Linked DNA regions of Homo sapiens: regions 2 and 3 are each linked to region 1. Evidence: read pairs that join two places in POLR2A ChIA-PET (ENCODE). Cell type or tissue: MCF 10A. All regions are shown on one strand. Links, peaks and the distances in the headings refer to the core of each region. The heading gives the core; the rest is flanking DNA.

Region 1 (6,901 bases), core at 1,800-5,799:
CCCCTGATATCATCCATTAAACTGTTTTGCTTAAGTTAGCTGTGGCCCATTTCTGTTACAAAGAACAAACAACATGACTGTGACACTGCATGGGAGAGTTTTCATGAGGGACTTGCAGGGGAATCGAAGGAGCCTGGCTTCAGGTACCCACTTTCAGTCTTCTGATTTTTCAACTTTCTAGCCATGTGACCACAGGCAAGTCACTATATCCCTCTGAGCCTCAACTTCTGTAAAGTTGAGATATTGTTACTTTGCAGCACTGTCAGGATTAAATGTGTTTATTCAATTATTCATGTAATACTTACCCAGCCGCCACCATTTGCCTGGAACTCTGGGAGGAACCAGAATAGAGATGTAAATAAGACAGACATTGTATAGTCTCTGTCTCCATGGAGCATACATTCTAACAGGAAGAGAGATGTTGAATATGTTTACAACACTGATGATGTTAAAATTGAAGTTCAAGGCACTGTGGGAGTGGTTAACAAGAGGACCCAGGAAATCTAGTAGAGGGCCATGTATGGAAGACCCTTAAAAACTGTGACTTCCTTTCCACCTTCCTTCTCCTGACTGTTTTCTTCTTCATCATACCACTTTACATTTTGCATGCATGTTTTCTTTGCCATTTATGGCCCACTCATATCCACTTCTTGTAGTAGAATTAGGATACTCCAAAGAAGTCCTGAATTGGTTCAGTGATTGACATCTGCCTGTTGTGTTTGAAGCATAAATTGGAACCTACTCACCCCAATAGATAAGCCAACTTGGTGGGGGTTCCTTGTGTTGGGCATAAGGAAAGAACAAGGTTAAGAGGATGGGGAAAGAATAGAGAAACTTTAATACCTTTAGAATTAATTGTTTCTTAGGTTAACAAGGTTTAGTAAGAGTCAAGATGAAAGAGGTTGCCTGCCTAAACTTGATATTGACAAAACAAGGGTAGGCAATTTACTTGATCTGCTAGGTAGCTCTAGGTACCTTTCTAGCATTACAAAATCTCAGAAATTATTTACAAATTTTAGCACTAGAAAAGATCTTAGAGAACATTCAGAAAGGGTTTTATTTAGTATGAGGAAACCATGGCTCACTAGAGCTAAGTCTCATCCATGTCCTCAGTGTGTAAGCTTATGACATCTTTAGACCCCAGGCTGGCAGTCAGAATGCCCACAGTGGTTCCTCTCTCATGTGGACAAATTCTGGTAGATATGCCCCTGAGAAATAGCCTGTGCTAGCCTTGTGAAGGAACTTGGCAAGGACCAGAGGAATGAGGCACTGCACTAGGTATGAGGGAGGGACAAAGACAATAAGATGAAAGTCCTTTGAGGTTCTTCTGACAGTCTGGGGAGTCGAGACACATACAATGCCAGATAATCACACAAGCAACATTACACGAGAACCACTGTTGGACATGGTCGCATCAACATCTCTGAAGCACAGCTCATAATTTCTGCCCACTTACCTCTTAAGTCTCCTGTTAGAGATGTCTTCTTCTCAGACACCTGTATCTATTAATAGCAGCACTATCCTACAGTTACAAAGGCTTGAAATATTGAAGTTGGTTTTTATTCCTATCTTTCCCTCAACCCCACATCCAGTATTTACTCGGATCTGTTGATCTGGTCCTTAAAGCTACCCCATCCTGTCCAAAGACACCAAAGTAGTATTCCTAATATACAGCTCTTATATTATTCCTCTGCTCAGAATCCTTCAGGGTGTACAGAACATTATTTGCAGAATGAAAACCAAACTCCTTAGTTTAACATTTGTGGTCCCTTATGGTCTAGACTCAGCTTCCATTTCCTCCTTCTAGTCTGCTACTTTCCTACAGGGATATATTAACCATGTTATTTATTTTTTGTATTTTAATGCTTTGACATCTGGGGCCTTGCAGACCCCGGAGTTGCTGCCCCTTCCAGGGCTAGCCAATTCCTAGAGACTGTAAACAACTTGCCCTTGAGCATACCTTTCAAAGGCAAACCACCCAATCCAGAGCCCACACCTGCAAATACCTTCTCTATTGGGCTGTCATACTTAGGACCATAATCCCCTGCCCTAATCACTCCAGGGCCAGTTACCAGACAACTAAGAGTAGTCCCTGTGCCCCTGAACTAGCTGAAATTATTCAAACTAGTCAATCCTTAATCTGCTTAATCTGCCTTGCCCATTCTTTCCCATGGAAACCACCATAAAGGCTCTTGCTCATGTTTTCTCCTTTCCTTCCACCTCCTGACAGACTCTGGTGCTTCCCCGAGTGGCCCCCTGTGGTGTGGCATGTCCGCTTCTCTTGGCATCTGTGAGTATAACTATCTTTTTGATAACAGTCATCTAGTCTGCTGGCCTTGCTGTACCTAAATAATAATAATAAAACCATTAACTACATTTTAAAACAAGAAACCCTATGCTCCAGAGGGGTTCCTTCTGCTTCCCAAACAGGTCCCTGCTTTCCTATGCCCATGTCTTTTCCTGTGCCTTTCCTCGTTCCCAGAATAAACTTTCTCTGCCACATCTGCATCTTACAATTCTATCCATCTTTCAATATATTCTTGCTGGCATTGTCTTGAATCTCTGGTGACAATATAGACTTAAAGATGAGAGTGTGAGGTTCAGATTGGTTTGTGACTTATACTATATCACACAGCAAGTTGAAGGCGGCATCAGGCTCGAAGCCCAGCAGGCTTTCTTTGTGCCCCTTCCAATCATTCTATTGGCTTAGGTCAACTGAGTGTGTGCAACAGAAATGGATCTTAGTTAACTTGAGAACAAAAGGGATTTTCCAGAAAGATGCTGGGGCAGCTCAAAGGATTTAAGGAGGAGCAGAAAGACCAGATCTCAGGTGAAGTGGGAACAAGGGCAGCCCTAGTGATAAGCCTTTGAATCTTCCCTCAGGATCCAAGTCTTTACTAGAACTCAGCTCAAACCCACTCCCTTAAGGTTTTAAATATCTGAAAGTGACAATTTGAGGGACCCATCCTGTTAGGTATATCCCCTGGATCAATCAGCTATGGTAGGATGTGTTTGGGAGACAAGGTAGGGTCTCAGAACACTGATGTGATCAGTGGGGACCACTACTTTGTATTAAGAGTTTCCCAAAGAAAATGCAACCATTGAGACCTGCCAATATGAATCCCTTGCAGTCATCTTTCTAATATATTAAATCCTAAGTCCTTCTAAATAAAATGGAGCAGTGGAAGGGTTAGATAAAAACAGCTCCAAAGCAAAGCAACTTTAATATTTCAATAAATAGTCACTGAATGCTAACTCTGTGCATTCAAAGGACTTACGCTAGACATTGGGTGGGTAAAGGGATAAGAAAATCGGTAAGACCTGGCAGCTGCTCAAAGATAAGACAGGCATACAAATCATGACACTGAGAGGCAGGATAAGGGAAATGATGCTCCACAACAGATACAAAGTGCTATAAGGTTTTACAGCATGGAGAGATTCTCTAAAATTTATATCCAGAGGAAAACCAAAAAGCTAAAGTCCAGATTTTCCTTCTTATTGCAACTTCATCATATGCTGGAAAAACTATACATGACTTCACATGCAAAGGAACACAGTGTTCTTATTTCCACCTACTGCAGTCCAGCTGCCAATTCAAATGTCTGCCACCTCTTAATTGTGCAATTAGGGAAGCATTAGTTTCAGTGGACTCAAGTGCCACTGCTAAGCTCCTGCTTGGATAGATTGCATAAACATGGTATCTGGGAAGGAAAAAAGGAATTGCTAGAGGAGTCTTGCCTATGCTTCTATGAAGATTTCAGATGCTGGTTCCATCAGGTAAAAACTTCTGAAAATCTGTGAGCATGGCAAAGAGAAAGTACTCTAGAATTCTTGCTGATAGGGTTAAGGATGGAGTTCTTGGGTGATAACATTGCTATGCAAGGAGAGTTTGCTGCAACATTTTATAACTCAAGAGCTGCTGGCCCAAGGCTATGCTGTTGCAAAATATTTGGATCCATCTCACATTGTGGTGATGAGAGTGAGAAGAAGAATTTAAATATCTTAGTCTCACTGGGCTTATTAAAACAACTTTGGTTTATTGAGAGCACCAAGGTGCACCTCATGCCCTCTCAAGGTCAGGGAAGATGAGCTCAGGATATGATGTAGGGGAAGGGGAATGCACTGGCTTCTTCATTGACTACCCAGTGGTTACCAGAGGCACAGGAGGAGGCAGAGGCAAAAAGGCTGTAGAGAAAGGGAAGGCTGGAGAAGCAAGTGGGCAAGGAAATTAAGGAGGGAGGATGGTGTATGTTTGAGAGCAGAGCGAAAGGGAAAGGAAAGACCCTGGAGTTGTTTAACACTGTTTTCACTGTTGAAGTTGGGGAGAATGAGTAAAACAGAACCGGTCTCATCTTTAGCATTACAGAGTGAGGACAAAATCAGTTGAGTGAAGGAGAAAATGAGCCAGTTAGTTAATACTTCTGTAGGCCCACTAGGCATCAGGCACTGCTGCATTTCCTTCTTGAGAACTCAGGAACAGAGAAGCCTCCAGCATTTGTACTTGGAAAACTTACAAAGACATATCAGACATCTGCTTGTCCTTAATATATACTATAGGCTTGCCTAGAATTTAGAATTCTAGATTTTAGTTTTCTTTTAGCCCAGTATTCAGTCTCCACTGTTTGGTCAGAGGGCTTAGACCCCTTTTGTTTAGAGGTTGAACATTCGCATACACAGATGGGATGCCCTCAGCCTTAAGGCTATAATCAATATTGGCAGAGTTGGGATGGGCAGCAGTGCACTTAGCTAGGGCCTCATAGTCACTAAAGGCAGGGCCTCAAATATAGACTCCTAACATTTATCTCAAAATGAGGTTGTATTAGGTTGAACTACATGACATTATTGATTTTCTAGGTTAAAAAAAGATCAAATATCAACAGTTTCATGTGGCTCAACTTAATACCTAAATTCATTGTAAATTACGTATGTGTTAAAGGTATTAATTTGTTAAATGAAAATATTTAAAAACTATCATTTTCAAAAATCTGCTTTTTTTTTTTTTTTTTTTTTTTTTTTTGAGACGGAGTTTTGCTCATGTTACTCAGGCTGGAATGCAGTGGCGTCATCTCGGCTCACTGCAACCTCTGCCTTCCGATTTCAAGCCATTCTCCTGCCTCACTTTCCCAAGTAGCTGGGATTACAGGCGCCTGCCACCACGCCCGGCTAATTTTTGTATTTTTAGTATAGATGGGGTTTCACCATATTGGCCAGGTTTTCTCGAACTCCTGACCTCGTGATCTGCCCACCCTCGGCCTCCCAGAGTGCTGGGATTACAGGCGTGAGCCACCGTGTCCGGCCTGTCATTTAAAAAAAAAAATAACAGAGCTGGGTATGGTGGCATGTACCTGTAATCCCAGGTATTTGGGAGGCTGAGGCAGGGGGATGAAAATATTTAAAAACTATCATTTTCAAAAACCTCCTTTGTCATTTAAAAAAAAAATAACAGAGCTGAGCATAGTGGCATGTACCTGTAATCTCAGGTACTAGGAAGGCTGAGGCAGAGGGATCACCTGAGCCCAGGAGTTTGAGTCCAGCCTGGGCAACATAGCAAGACCCTGTCTCTAAAAAAAAATACTTTTTTAAAAAAAACGTTGGGACCCGCTCGGCTTCTGCCTGTCGCAGACACAATGAGCCTGCACCGCGCTGGTTGCCCATGGGGTGGCTGTGAGGACGAACGGTCGGCGAGGCTCCACAGTCCAGGCGGAAGACCGTCGTCCAAGCAGGAGGAAGAGGAGGAGGTGGCCCAATTGTTGGCCGACTTCCCCCTAGCTGCCGGCGCGGCGCCCGCCTCGCCCAGGTTGGCCATTAGGCAGCCTGTCCGCTCGCCACCGCCTGGCCGTGTGCCGCCGCTGCCTTCCCCAGCCGCAGCCATGAAGCTGACCCACCGCATGCTGCTTCGAAGCTTCTGTATCGCCAACGTGTTCTGCGAAAACTCGGGACAAGATTAACTGCTTCGATTTCAGCCCTAAAAGCGAGGTGATCACCTTGAGCAGCAACGACGACTCCATCGTGCTCTCTGACTGCCAGGAGGGCAAACCAAAACCCTGTTCAGTAAGAAATACGGTGTGGCCTCATCAGATAAACTCCTGCGGCAAACACAGTTGTTTACAGCTGTAACAAAATAGACGATACTATTCGTTACTTGTCCTTGCATGACAACAAATACATCAGATACTTTCCTGGACATAGCAAAAGGGTGGTGGTCTTGTCCATGTCACCTGTGGATGACACTTTCATTTTTGGGTCTCTTGAATAAGACCATTCGACTCTGGGATCTCCGGTCTCCCAACTGCCAGGGCCTCATGCACATAAAGGGGAATCCAGTTTGTTCTTTTGATCCAGAAGGGTGAATTTTTGCTGCTGGTGTCAACTCTGAAATGGTCAAACTTTATGACCTTCGTTCTTTTGATAAGGGGCCATTTGCTACCTTTAAGATGCAGTATGATCGAACTTGTGAGTGGACAGCACTTAAAATCAGCAACGGTGGCAAGCTCATCCTCATTTCCACCAATGTCAGCTTCATTCGTCTCATTGGTGCATTCAAAGGAGTGGTGATACACACATTTGGCAGTTATGCCAACAGCGAAGCTGTCACACTGGAGGCTTCATTTACTGCAGACTCTCAGTTTGTTATGATTGGTTCAGAGGATGGCAAGATCCATGTCTGGAATGAAGAGAGTGGTATAAAAGTAGCTGGGTTGGATGGTAAACACACAGGCCCAATTACCTGTTTGCAATTCAACCCCAAGTTTGTGACTTTTGCCAGCGGGTGTACCAACATGGCCTTCTGGTTGCCCACCATTGATGACTGACCCTGATGCTACTTGGCTATTTCTGTACAGTGAGGGCCGCCAGCAGGAAGAAACTCAGAGGGGACTGAGATAATAGTGGGACTGGATCA
Region 2 (6,901 bases), core at 1,240-5,239, 95 kb before region 1:
GAACAAGACCCCATCTCTATTTAGAAAAAAAAAGGGGGGGAAAGAAGGAAGAAAAGGACATCTGCTCAGAAGTGGAGATGGTGGTGGTGGGGATTAACATTTGCGAACTCCTGCAAGCTTCACTCTGACCTTTTCTGCAGGAGGGTGAGATCCTGAAGGGAGAAAGCCCTTGATTGGGGGGTAAAGGGCATCCAGGGTCTGGGGGCACAGCCCTGCCTCCTAGTGCGAGGCCTGCTCTGACTCAGCCCGGGAGGGCAGCCAGACCTGCGCCTCCCTGTTTCCACTGATTTCCACTGGGACCCATTGCAGAATGACTCAAATGAGCTCTGCTGCCCTGAGAAGCCTGAGGGATGTCAGTGCCTGCTCTGGGCAAACACCTCAACAGTCAATTTAAGTTATTTAATTAATTTTTATGACATCCAGTCAGCCTGTCTGAGGGGTGAACCTCTGAGATCATGATGACACATGTGGCTGTGGCTCCTGGGATCTCTGCAGTTTCTGTGGTTTCCATGGGGCTTCAGTCCCATGCAGGGCCACTGGCTGTGCTTTGAGGAACGCCATCCAGAACGTGGTCCATGTGAGAACATGTGAGGGACGACAGTGGGCACTTTTCAGGGAAGGATGGAGGCTCTGCAATCAGAAAAGCCACCTTGCCACGCCCCTTGGGTGAGGTGACTTCATGCAGTGGATGCCTCTCTGGCCTCCATATGAAAGATGAAACTGTGGGTTCCTTTGGGGTGCTGGGAGAGCCATTTACCTTGGGGGAGCTTGGAGGCTTTCCAGAGGAATCCAAATTTATCTACTAAGAGCACTGAAGTTTCCTGGAGGGTTCTGATGTTGATTGGGGAGTCTTCTTCCCATTGCCTTGGATAATCTGTTCAGGGGTTTGTGAAGTTTGTGGCCTAGAAGCCCTAGGGTGATTCTCTGTGTATTGGGAAGGTGCTGCTATTCAGTGAGACCTCAAAGGTCTTATAACCTGGACAAGGGAAAGAACCATAATGAGGAAATTTGGCTTTCTCTGCTGGGACTGCTCCAACAGTGAGGAGCAGAAAGGTGGGGTGGGATACTCACTCAGGCCTAAGGCCCACAGGTGGCTGGGAAGTGAGATCTGTGGAAGGGGCTTTTCCACAGTTACTGACACCACCAAAACTCATGCTTTCCTCCTTTATTGCAACCAGTCCTCTCTCCTAGTACCCCTTTGGGAGGCAGCCCCAATACCAACTTCCCCTACCTGGGGTGAGAGGAGGGCGTATCCTCCCTGGGTCCGCAGGCTCAACCCAGCCACCATCTCAAAGTTCAACCCGTCCATCATTCAATACTAGGCCAAGTTCTTCCTGCTGAGAAGGAAGCCACCTCTGCTGCATCCTATGGCCTTCCTGCTGGAATGCCCACTTGCTCTAGGCAGCAAGTACAGGTTGCTGTTTCTGACAATCAGTTATTGAGTTCTTGGTTTCTTGTTCCCAGATCTCAATTCAGTAAGTTTCCAGATGTGACTTACAATATAACAGGAAAAGATGGCTTGGAAGACAAAGGAGGTCCATTCCCTCTTCTCTAGGATAAAGGATGATTTTAAGGACAGGGCCTGGTCTTTAAAGATTCTTTGATATAAGTAATATGTGCTTTGGGAATTCATAATCTTTTCAAGGGGCTTTTTCATTGCATTGAGGAAAGTACTGTAGCTTCATTTGACAAATGAAGGCATTGAAAAACAGAGAGGTGAAGTTATTTCACATTCAAATAGGATGTAAGGACTGAACTTGAAGTTCTTCGTAGTTTAAAATTCTGTCCTACCACGTTCCTCTGGGAGGAAGCCTAGGGAATCTAAGGAGTCTTCAGTCATAAAAATGGGTGGCTTAAATGGATCATTATCAGGTTGGTGGTAACATGTATCAAAAGCATTGTGATTAGCCAGGTGTGGTGGGGCAAACCTGTAGTCCCAGCTACTTGGGAGGTTGAGGCAGGTGGATCACTTGAGCCCAGGAGTGCAAGTCTGCTGCAGTGAGCTATGATTGTGCCACGGCACTCCAGCCTCAGTGACAGAGTGAAACCCTGTCTCTAAAAAAATTAAAAATAAAAAAAGCATTATGAATGCTCTTGGACTCAGCAGCTCCACTTCTAGATCTCTCCTGGGAAATCAATCAGAATGCTGCAAAGATATTGTTAAATAAAGTTTATGGGAGGCCATTGGTTTGGACTCAGTTCCTGCAGTTGGCTGAACAGACCAGACCAAACCAGAATGGACTCACTTGTGCTTCATAATCAAGCTGTACTTAGATCAGTTTTCCAGAAAACAGGAGATCACAGCAACCTATCCAAAAAGGCCTGGTCAGCTGGGCACAGTGGCTCACGCCTGTAATCCCAGCACTTTGGGAGGCTGAGGTGGGCGAATCACTTGAGGCCAGGAGTTTGAGACCAGCCTAGCCAACATAGCGAAACCCCGTCTCCACTAAAAAGACAAAAAAATTAGCCTGGTGTGGTGGTGCATGCCTGTGGTCCCAGCTACTTGGGAGGCTGAGGCATGAGAATCGTTTGAATCCGGGAGGTGGAAGTTGCAGTGAGCCATGATCCTGCCACTGCACTCCAGACCGGGCCACAGAGCAAGGCTCTGTCTCAAACAACAACAACAACAAAAACCCAAAAAAGCCTTGACAAACTGAATCAGCATAAGGAAGCTCCCTCTACTTTAGCCATATAAGGAAAGTAACCTGAAGTAACCTGCTGTTAACCAATTCACTTTTTGCACTCTGCTGTTCCCTTGTTGCTGCTCAAGCTACCTTACAAAAACCAACTGTTCTGCCATGCCCAGGAGAACACCTTTCTATTCTGTACATGAGATGCTGCCTGATTCATGAATCACTAATAAAGCCAATTAGATCTTTAAACTCAGTTTGTTGAAATTTTTTCCTTGACAATATATAGGTAATGACACTCATTGATAGGACTGCTTCTAATGCCAAAAAGTTATAAATAGCCTAAGCATTGAACAATAGGGAATACATAATTCGGTTCTCCATTATGTACCATTGAAAATGATGTTATAGAACAGTATTTATTGTTAAGAAACAATGTATTGTTAAATGAATAAAGAGGGCTTCAAAACAGTATGTGTAGTATAATCCCATTTTTAATTTAAAAAGTATCCATCTGAGAAAAATATTAGAGTGATATTATTTCTGAATAGTTTTACTTTTTTCTCAATGTTTTATAAATTCTCTGAATTGAATATGCATGCCTTTTTAGTAAAAACACACTAATATTGTTGAAAAAACAATACTGAAGATGGTAACTAAGAGAAAACATTCTCTACAATGCTCAAAAGAAGGCAATGAAGGTTCTGAGTACAGGGAGAGAGAGGTGGGAGTATGGGCACTTAGCGATCTTACCCAACAGCCTTAGCAAGGACCTCAGGTTCAAATAGGATTTAAGGACTGAACTTGAAGTTCTTATTTCATTCATCTTGAGCCTCGACGCTTTTTCAGCTGCCCATCACCCAGCCTTGCAGAGAGGACACAAACTCCTGTTAAGGCTTCTCTCTGGGATTTAATAAGAATAGCTTATGTTAAGTACTACTTATAGGTTCTATACATTACCTCTCAAAACAGGAATTAGTAATAATAATAATAACAGCTGAAAAGTAGTCAATGGTTTCTGTTTACCAATGCTTAGGCATTTAACATCTATTAACTCATTTTCTTTTTTTTGAGACAAAGTTTCCCTCTTCTTGCCCAAGCTGGAGTGCAGTGACGTGATCTTGACTCACTGCAACTTCCGCCTCCTGGGTTCAAGTGATTCTCCTACCTCAGCCTCCCGAGTAGCTGGAATTACAGGTGCCCACCACCATGCCTGGCTAATTTTTTGTATTTTCAGTAGAGACCGGGTTTCACCATGTTGGCCAGGCTGGTTTTGAACTCCTGGCCTCAAACTATCCACCCGTCTTGGCCTCCCAAAGTGCTAGGATTACAGGTGTGAGCCATCGTGCCCGGCCCTATTAACTCATCTTTATTTCTCTTTCATTTAAGTCTCTCTCCCACACTTCCCAATTGATCTGTCCATAAATCCTGTTGGTTCCTCATTCAAAATATATACAGATGCTAATCCTTCCTAATCACCTCCTCCACTAGCACCCTAAGCCACCTTCCTGTCCCACTGAGGCAGTCTTCCATTGGTCTTCCTGATGCTGCAGCCCTGCGGTCTATTTTCAACAGAGCAGCCATAGGTATTTACATGTAAATCAGATCAGTGTGATAATCTGGTCAAAATCCTTTGATGGCTCTTCTGGCTCAGAGAAAAAAGCCAGATTTCTTACAACAATCTATAGTAAGGCTCTACGTGATCTGGTCCAGTCTTCCTTTGTACCTCCCCCGACCCTCACCCAACACACCTTACACCCCATCATCTTTTCTCTCCCCTCTCTGTCACTCAGCTGTCGCTGAGCTGGCTTTCTTACTGCTTCTAGAACACCCAGAGGCAGACTGCTGCCTCAAGGCCTTTTTCTACCAGGAGTGCTTCACCCCCAGATTAACCACAGGACTTGCTCCCTCAGGACTTCCCTAAAATGTCACCTTCTCAGTGAAGCCTTTCCTGATCAACTTAAAATGAAACATTCCATCCATCACCCTATTCACCTTCTTCCCATTCCTCATATATATATATGAAATTTACATATATTTGTGTATATACTTTTTCTGCAACACAAATTCTCACCTAACACATGCGTCATTTGATTGTCTCCTCTTACTGGAACGTTAGCATTACAAGGGCTAGGTTATGTTCTTTGCTCTATCCCCTACACCTAGAATAGTACTTGCACCTAGGGTGCACTCAACAAATATTTTTGTTGAATAAATGAATGAAGGAATCAATAATTTCTTCATAAAAACTTTTGAAGGCATTATCTGAATTTTACAGTTTAATAAACTAAGATTCAGGAGGTTAAAAATTAACATATTATTTTAATTAATTTTGTATCCAACACGAATCCCTGCAATTGCATTTTTAACAGTTTTATTGAGATATAATTTGCATACTATACAATTTACCCATACAATTCAATGGTTTTTAGTATATTCACAGTTGTGTAACTGTCACCGCAATCTAATTTTAAAACAGGGAAACCCTGTTCCCATCAGCAGTTGCTCCCCTTCTTCTCCCCAATCCCCCCAGCCCTAGGCAACCACTAAACTTACTTTTTGTCTCTATAGATTTGTCTATTCTAGACATTTCATAGAAACAGAATCATACAATGTGTGTCTTTTGTGACTTCCTTCTTTCACTTAGCATAATGTTCAAGTTTCATTCATGCTGTAGTATGTATTAAAACTTCATTTCTTTTCATGGCTGTATAATATTCCACTGTGTGGCTACAAGACATTTTATTTATTCATCAGTTTATAGACATTTGTTTTTGCCTATTATTAATAATGCTTTTATGAGCATTCATGTACAAGTTTTTGTGTGGATGTATGTTTTCACTTCTTTTGGGTCCATACCTAGAACTGAAATTGCTGGGTCACATGGTAATTCTATATTTGGCCTTCATGAGGAACTTCTAGATTGTTTTTCAAATTAGCTATACCAGTTTACACTTCCACCAGCAGTGTATAAGAGCTCCAATTTGTCTGTGTTCTCAGCAACACTTGTTATTACCTTTAAAAAAAAATTTTAGCCATCTTAGTGGGTGTAAAGTAATATCTCATTGTGGTTTTTATTTACATTTACCTAATAACTAATGATATGAAACATCTTTTCATATGCTAATTGGTTGTTTATATATCTTTGGAGAAAATATTCTGAACTTTTACCCTGTTTTATAATTGTTATTGAATTGTAAGAGTTCTTCATATATTCTAGAGTTCCTTATCATACATATATTTTGCAAATATATGCTCCTATTTGATGGCTTGTTTTTCTACTTTTTTGATAGTATCAGTGGGAAGAAAGTTTTAATTTTAATGGTGTCAAATTTATCTTAGTTTTTTCACTTGTGCTGTTGCTGTTGAATCTAAGAAGACTCTTGACCTAAGGTCACAAAGATTTATTTTTATGTTTTTTTTCTTTTCTTTTTTGAAGAAGGGTCTTGCTCTGTTGCCCAAGCTTGGGTGTAGTGGCAATCCTGGCTCACCATAGCCTCAGCCTCCCAGGCTCAAACAATTTATCCTCCCACCTCAGTCTCCAGAGTAGCTGGAACTATAGGCACATGCCACCATACCTGACTAGCTGTTTTTTTTTGTTTTTTTTTTTTTCAATTTCTTGTAGCAACAGGGTCTCACTTTGTTGCCTAGGCTGGTCTCAAACTTCTGGTCTCAAGCAATCCTCTTGCCCTTGCCTCCCAAAGTGCTGGGATTGTACCTGGCCCTTTTTATTCTAAGTGTTACATTGTATAGGTTTATCTCTTTCACTTAGTTCTATAATCCATTTTGAGCTAATTCTTGTGTATGGTGTAAGGAAGAGATTCACCTTCATTCTTTTGCATGTGGATGTCCAGTTTTCACAGAACCATTTGTGGAAGACTATTTCTTCCCCATTGGAGAAAAAAGTCTTGGTACACTTGTCAAAAATCAATCGATCATAAATATAAGGATTTATTTCTCTACTCTCAATTCTATTCCATTAATCTATATATCTATCTTTATGCCCCAGTAAAATGCTGTCTTGATTGCTGTAGTTTTGAAGTACTTTGAAATCAGAAAATATGAGTCCTTCAACCTTGTTCTTCTTTTTTCAAGATTTTTTTTTTTTTTTAGCTATTCTGGGTCCCTTGTCTCTGTGTAAATTTTAGGGCCAACTTACTAATTTCTGAAAAAAAGACAGCTAGGATTTTAATAGGGACTGTGCTGAATCTATAGATCAATTTAAGGAGTATTGTCATTTTAATAACATTAAGCCTGCCAATCCTTGAACA
Region 3 (6,901 bases), core at 935-4,934, 360 kb before region 1:
TCCCAGGTTCAAGCAATTCTCATGCCTCAGCCTCCTGAGTAGCTGGGATTACAGGCACACACTACCACGCCTGGCTAATTTTTGTATTTTTAGTAGAGACAGGGTTTCGCCATGTTGGTCAGGCCGGTCTCAAACTCCCAACCTCAGGTGATCACCACCCCCACCATCTCGGCCTGCCAAAGTGCTGGGATTACAGGCTTGAGCCACCATGCCCGGCCTCAATTTTTTTTTTTTTTTTTTAAGTGAGGTGCTAGAAGACTGTTACCAGAACTTGGGAGTCACTCCTTTTTCAAAAAATACACAAAACCCAGTGGTTTTAGAAGATCTGGAGGGCATCCCTGCCCATCTCATGAGATCCTCAGCATTGCAGGCAGGGAAAAGGGGTTGGAGAGCCTGGCACTGCCCCTGTCCACAGCTGTCTCCTTTCCTAAACTAAGTCTCTGATGCGAACTCTACTCCTGACCTCCATCATCCGTGTGTGAAATGCCTTGTTTTCATGTTGACTCTTCAGTGCTGGGTGCTGAATTAGCATCCTGTGTTTGTTTTAGCTTCTTATACAGGGACCAAGTCTGGAATGTAATTAATTGAGCCCTTATTTGAAATAAATGTGTTCTGGGTGTTCAGAGACCTAAAAAGATGTGAGAAAAAAAAAAGAAAGAAAAGAAAAAAAAAATAAACTGCACTTGGCTGGGTGTGGTGGCTCATGCCTATAATCCCAGCACTTTGGGAGGCCGAGGTAGGAAGATCACTTGAGCCCAGGAGTTTGAGACCAGCCTGGGCAAAATGGCAAGACCCTGTCTCTACAAAAATTAAAAAAAATTAGCCAGGTGTGTTTGTGTTTGTATGCGTCTGTCATCTCAGCTACGGAGGCTAAGGTGGGAGGATTGCTTGAGTCCGAGAGTTTGAGGCTGCAGTGAGCTATGATCATGCCACTGTACTCCAGCCTGAGTGACAGAGTGAGACCCTGTCACACACACACACACACACACACACACAAAAGAAAAGGAAAGAAACTGCACGTCTTCAAACAGAACTATGTTCTCTAATGGAGGAGTGAAAAGAAGTAGGGATTTGGAAAGAGAGCACCTAACTTTGAATTTCAGCTAACCATTTATTAAACATATGTCTTTGGGCAGATGTTTGTACCTCAGTTTTCCAATAATATTTAACTTATAAGGATGTAGGGGCAATTAAATACTGTGCATGCTAGTATTATGTAAGTTTTAAAACAAAAATTATTATAAATTAATGGAGCCTACTGATTTTGATAGGAAAATCTATAAATTCCTTGAGTATCAGTGAACACATACCGTTTTTTTTTTTTTCTTTTGGTGGGGTGGGGGAGGGTCAGGGCCTTGCTTTGTTGCTCTGTTGCCCAGGCTGGAGTGGTGCAGTGGCGTGTTTATAGCTCACTGCAGCCTCAAACTCCTGGACTCAAGTGATCCTCCCACCTCAGCCTCTGGAGTAGCTGGGACTAGAGGTATATGCTACCATGTCTGGCTAACTTTTTTTTTTTTTTAAGCACCAGGTCTTGCTATGTTGTCCAGGCTGGTCTTTAACCCAGGTCTCAAGCTATCCTCCCACCTCTGTCTCCCAAAGTGCTGGGATTACAGGCATGAGCCTGGCCCACAACGTTTATTCTAATGTTTATTTCCATAAAATTTCAAGAACAGTTGAAAAAGTTAGTTTGATGTCTTTAAACATGTTATAATATATAATAGTATACAATAACATTTGTAATATGAGAATGTACAATGCTATTATTTAAACAAAAAGCTGAATAAAAACAGATGTAAATCCTTGTCAGCTTAATCACATAAATAATCAGCCTATTGCATAGAGATTGCCTTGTTTCACTATAATCTTTGGATGTAGTTTCCATTCATTGCATATTTTCAGATATTACTTCTGACTATCCTTTTCTTCCATGCTGGAGAAGCTACTTCTTTTTCTTTGGATATTATTTGTATGTGTTCCAACTAACCAAGTATTTGGACTGATGAAGAGTTGTTATATATTTTTCAGAGGATAAGACCCAATAAAAATACACCTAACAAAAAGTATATATGATTATTTTAAAAACAAACAAAACCCACAGAAAATAACAAGTGTTGGTGAGGATGAGGACATGGAGGCACTGGAACCCTTGTAAAGTGTTAGTGGGAATGTAAAATGGTGCAGCTGCTATGGAAAATGGCATACAGAGCTCTTAAAAAATTTAAAATAGAATTACCATATGAGAAGCCACATTCAGTGGTGTATGCCTATAGTCCCAGGTATTCCAGAGGCTGAGGCAGAAGGATCATCCGAGCCCAGAAGTTTGAGGCCAGCCTGAGCAACATGACAAGACCTTATCTCAAATAAAACAAAACCAAACCCAATAACTTTTTTTCATGTCTCTTGAATTTGCTTTTTCAAGATAGGCACCACTGGGGAAATATCCAGAGAGTGGGGCAATCACAGTTTTAGTCTTTGATACTTTGAGACACTGTAAAGTGATATGATGATTCAGCTTTGCTGTCATCCCAACTATTTTCCAGAGAGTATTAATGTTGGACCACCTTGTGGATTATGCAAGACTGTCAGTGTTGCCTTTGGCACTAACAGAAAAGAGTGAGTCAAGAATATATATTGCAAGGTAGAAATGGTCAAGATGTGGAGTTTCTTGTATGTGATACTTTTCTATTTTGTTTTATAAGAAAAAACTAGCTATTTCATTAGGAAATTACAGTTTGCATATTTAGAATTTTCATTAGTAGTGATTTTAAGTGTTACTGTTGTTAAAACGGTGAGTTTGTTAGTTTAGAAACGGTTCATCTAACAGCTAACAACTTAGATTTAAATAATTAAGTTTGGCTGGGCGTGGTGATTCACACCTGTAATCCCAGCACTTTGGGAGGCTGAGGCAGGCAGATCACCCGAGGTCTGGAGTTTGAGACAAGCCTGGCCAACATGGTGAAACCCTGTCTCTGCTAAAAATACAAAAATTAGCCAGGTGTGGTGGCACACGCCTGTAGTCCCAGGTACTCGGGAGGCTGAGGTGGGAGAATCTCTAAACCTGGGAGGTGGAGGTTGCAGTCAGCTGAGATTGCACCACTGCACTCCAACCTGGGCAACAGAGTGAGACTCCATCTCAAAATAAAATAAAATGATGTAAAATAAGTAAGTTTAATATGAATGGAGAGGGATATCTAGGAGTATATTTCAGAATCTTTTTTTTTTAACTACTCCAAATATCTATGCACAAAATTCAAGTCAACTGTGCAAGAAAAGTCAAAGAAGTTTCTTTTTGTTTTGTTTTGTTTTTAGAGACAGGTCTCACTATGCTGCCCAGGCTGGAGTGCAGTGGTTATTCACAGGTACCATCATAGCACACTATAGTCTTCAACTCCTGGCTAAAGTGGTTCTCCTGCCTCAGCCTCCTGAGTAGCTGTGACTACAAGTGCCCACTGTGCCCAGCCAAAGCAGTTTCTTGGTATTTCAGGAGTTCTTGTATAAATGTTAATTTTCAGCCAAAAACTCAAGTTTGCTACAACTATACTCAATTAATGTTCTTTGTTTTATTTGTAGTCAAAGCAAGGACACAACATCAGAGGGACGGCAGAGAATCCTTGTGTGTAGATCTTTGGTGGTGAGTACCTGGGAAAAGTCACCTAAGTCAAGATGTCAGCATAAAAAGCATTTTATTTTGAGCCTGAAAAGTGGAATGAGCCATCTATCTAAGTGCTTACATGGCATAATGTGATTAGTAGAAAGGTTTTTTTGTGACTCTCTTACTCTGTTGCCCAGGCTGGAGTGCAGTGGTGTGATAACAGATCACTGCAGCCTCAACCTCCTCGGCTCAAGTGATCCTCCCACCTCAGCCTCCTGAGTAGGTGGGACTACCAGTGCACGCCACCATACGTGGCTAATTTTTAAATTTTTTGTAGAGACAGGATCTCACTATGTTGCTGAATTCCTGGGCTCAAGTGATCCTTCCGCCTAAGCTTTCCAAAGTGCAGGGGTTATAGCATAAACCATGGCACCCAGCTGACATTTTGATAGATGTATACATTGTGGAATAATTAAATCAAGCTAATTAATATATTTGTCACCTCACATTCTTATTTTGGGGGTAAGAACATTTGAAATTTACTCTCAACAATTTTGAAATTATAATACATTATTAACCATAGTCACCAAGCTGTACAATAGATCTGTCTCCATTCTTCCCTTTACATTTATGATTTGCTCTGTCTAGAAACTGAATAAGTATCACAAGGAGGAAAATTGAGTGGTTAACAAACATACATGAAACCACGTTCAACTTTACTTTCCCACCTTTAAGGCAACTTATAAACAAAAATTGTAATAGTATAGTAATGCAAGGGATATATAGCAGCTAAGAGAAATGAACTAAATCTACATATACACAACACAGATGGGTTTTAAAATCATTGTAATTATTACAGGCATGAGCCACGATGCCCGGCTGTAATATTTTATTTCTTATAGGAAAGATAACAAATTTGTCAAAATGTTAACAATGATCAGCCAGACGTGTTCGCTCACACCTGTAATCCCAGCACTTTGGGAGGCCAAGGCGGGTGGATCACGAGGTCAGGAGATCGAGACCATCCTGCTAACACGGTGAAACCCCGTCTCTACTAAAAATAAAAAAAAAATTAGCTGGGCGTGGTGGCGGGCGCCTGTGGTCCCAGCTACTCAGGAGGCTGAGGCAGGAGAATGGCGTGAACCCGGGAGGCGGAGCTTGCAGTGAGCCGAGATCGCGCCACTGCACTCCAGCCTCGGTGACAGAGCGAGACTCCATCTCAAAAAAAACAGAAAAACCAAAAAAAACATACTGTTGAATGAAAAGCAAGTTACAGATTATGTACTGCTTATGTAACGTTTTTATTTATTTGTTTTGTTTTTCTCCTTGGTGGGCATTGGAAAATGGAACATTCTTAAATGGACACATTCATACTAATAGCATCTTCATGTTCTGTCTTTTTAAATGCACACACACAGACACACACATATGCGGAAGAAAGGGACACACTGGAAGGATACACTCTAAATTCCTGAAAGTGGTTACCTCTGAAGAGACTGGGAGAGTAATTGATTTGGACTGGGGTTGAGGGGAGTGCAAGGGGGCTTCAATTGTATCTGTAATTTTTTTTCTTTTTTTCCTGTACTTTCTAGGGGTGACTAATGTAATGTTTTATTTCTTTTTTTTTTTTTAAATTGAAAACATTTTTTAATGGAGACTGAGGTCTTGCTATATTGCCCAGGCTGGTCTTGAATTCCTGGGCTCAAGCAATCTTCCTGCCTCGGGCTCCCAAAGTCCTGGGATTACAGCCATGAGCCATGATGCCCGGCTGTAATATTTTATTTCTTATAGGAAAGACAAAAAATTTGTCAAAATGTTAACAATGATCAGTTTTGGATGTTGACTCATGAGTGTTTGTTATATTCTTTGCATTTTTCTGTCTTTTGAAGATTTCTTATAAATAAGATTTGTTCTCTCCTGTGAAGATTAATTTTCTACTTTGTGCCTGGATTTGGTATGTTGTGCACATTTCGGCCCACACAATAGTAATAAATGAGTCTTGGAACAAAACGTAAGCAATCCTCTGCAAGCCTGCATGATACATTCTCACTAAGCCAGCCTAAAAATAACAGAAGAGTAAAAGTATTATTAGACAGAGGGACCCTCATTTGACCTTTCGGCCATTTGGATTGTCCATTCAGTTAATCTTGTCACAATCATGTAATTATGAGGTTGGTTTGAGCTTAATGAACCAATATATACAATGAAAATATGCTGTCACCAGAACTGTGCCACACAAAGGCCTTGGGACATAATACTTTTCTTGTGTTTGTACATGAGATTTCCCAAAGATAACAAAACCTTTTACCAAATATGCTTTTCAGACCTATTACCCTTTCTAACGAATATTCCTCTTCCCCACGTCAAGTCGGCATCTCCCAAAATATGTCGATGCTGTCCCTTTGCCACATAAATACCCAAATGCTGCCTGATACCCCCGCAGGCTACATTTGACAGTACAATACCTGCAAAGGCAGTGGAGCTGCAGAGTGCTATTGAAAAGACCATTATAATCTCCTCTGAAAGAGTCTCAAACTGAAATGCCAGTTAGTAAAACATATAGGAAAGAGAAAAACAACCAGGCAAGTATATAAGTGTACTCAGCAGCACTCAAAATTCCAGCTGAGTTGAACCTGGAGGTATTTTTAAAAAGTTGAATGTCTGGAGAACTAGTTTAGGAAACTTACTTTGTCTTTTTTAATTTAAAAAAAAGTTAAAAAAGATATATACACTTCACTCCCTAAAAAAAAAAAAAGAAAAGAAAAAGTGAGTAGGAAGTAGGGGATGTGTACATTAATGAGGGCTTCCTTCCTTTCTCTCACTTGGGGAGTTAGTCAAAGACCCTTTAAGACTTGTTTACTTTTCCTTCTCTAGAAGGAAATAGCCAGCGTTTTCCAGCAATGATAATAGCAGTATGGACATCATTTTTAAAAACTCTAGCAGTATACTATTATAAGACCAAAATAAGAGCAATATAGTAAAGCATTATACATTATTTCTACTCCTGTATCTGACTCTTTCTCTTTCAGCTAGCTTTAGTCAGCAGGCTTATTTGCTCCAGCCTAGGGGGTTTGATTTATTTACTCTATGTGAACAGGTCTGACTATGGAAACCCCTTCCTCATGTCAGAACCTTTGGCTTCCAGGTGGAGATTCATTCATGCCGTTTACACCACATACTTGCTCCCTGCCTGGACAAATTGGTCCCGGTTCCCTCAGGTCAGATGTATTCTGATGACTCCCAAGTCCTGAGCTGCATAACACTCAGAACCTTTGCATCAGTCTCTCATTGAGCCCTAGAGGTGCATCT

What was found. Peaks named below come from ENCODE experiments on the same cell type or tissue, not always from the same donor. Only the 100,000 strongest peaks of a DNase experiment are listed, where the experiment ranks them.
Region 2: POLR2A ChIA-PET joins it to region 1 with 5 read pairs; 3 of 35 experiments call an interaction of 5 or more read pairs at or near these places.
Region 3: POLR2A ChIA-PET joins it to region 1 with 8 read pairs; 4 of 35 experiments call an interaction of 5 or more read pairs at or near these places.

What each region holds. Positions count from the first base shown.
Region 1 is chr1:91,534,576-91,541,476 of GRCh38, reverse strand. LOC102723436 (a long non-coding RNA gene) reads left to right here. Exons shown (of 5, transcript XR_007066219.1): 4 at 2,231-2,290. It also overlaps the pseudogene WDR82P2. Among named protein-coding and RNA genes, the nearest start is that of CDC7, 37 kb to the right of the region's middle. In MCF 10A, for the core only: no CTCF peak of the experiment used is centred there; DNase peaks (open chromatin) are centred at 3,626 and 3,956.
Region 2 is chr1:91,629,419-91,636,319 of GRCh38, reverse strand. No RefSeq gene overlaps it. Among named protein-coding and RNA genes, the nearest start is that of CDC7, 130 kb to the right of the region's middle. In MCF 10A, for the core only: no CTCF peak of the experiment used is centred there; no DNase peak of the experiment used is centred there.
Region 3 is chr1:91,896,367-91,903,267 of GRCh38, reverse strand. It overlaps a transcript of TGFBR3 not described here. Among named protein-coding and RNA genes, the nearest start is that of TGFBR3, 14 kb to the right of the region's middle. In MCF 10A, for the core only: no CTCF peak of the experiment used is centred there; a DNase peak (open chromatin) is centred at 2,557.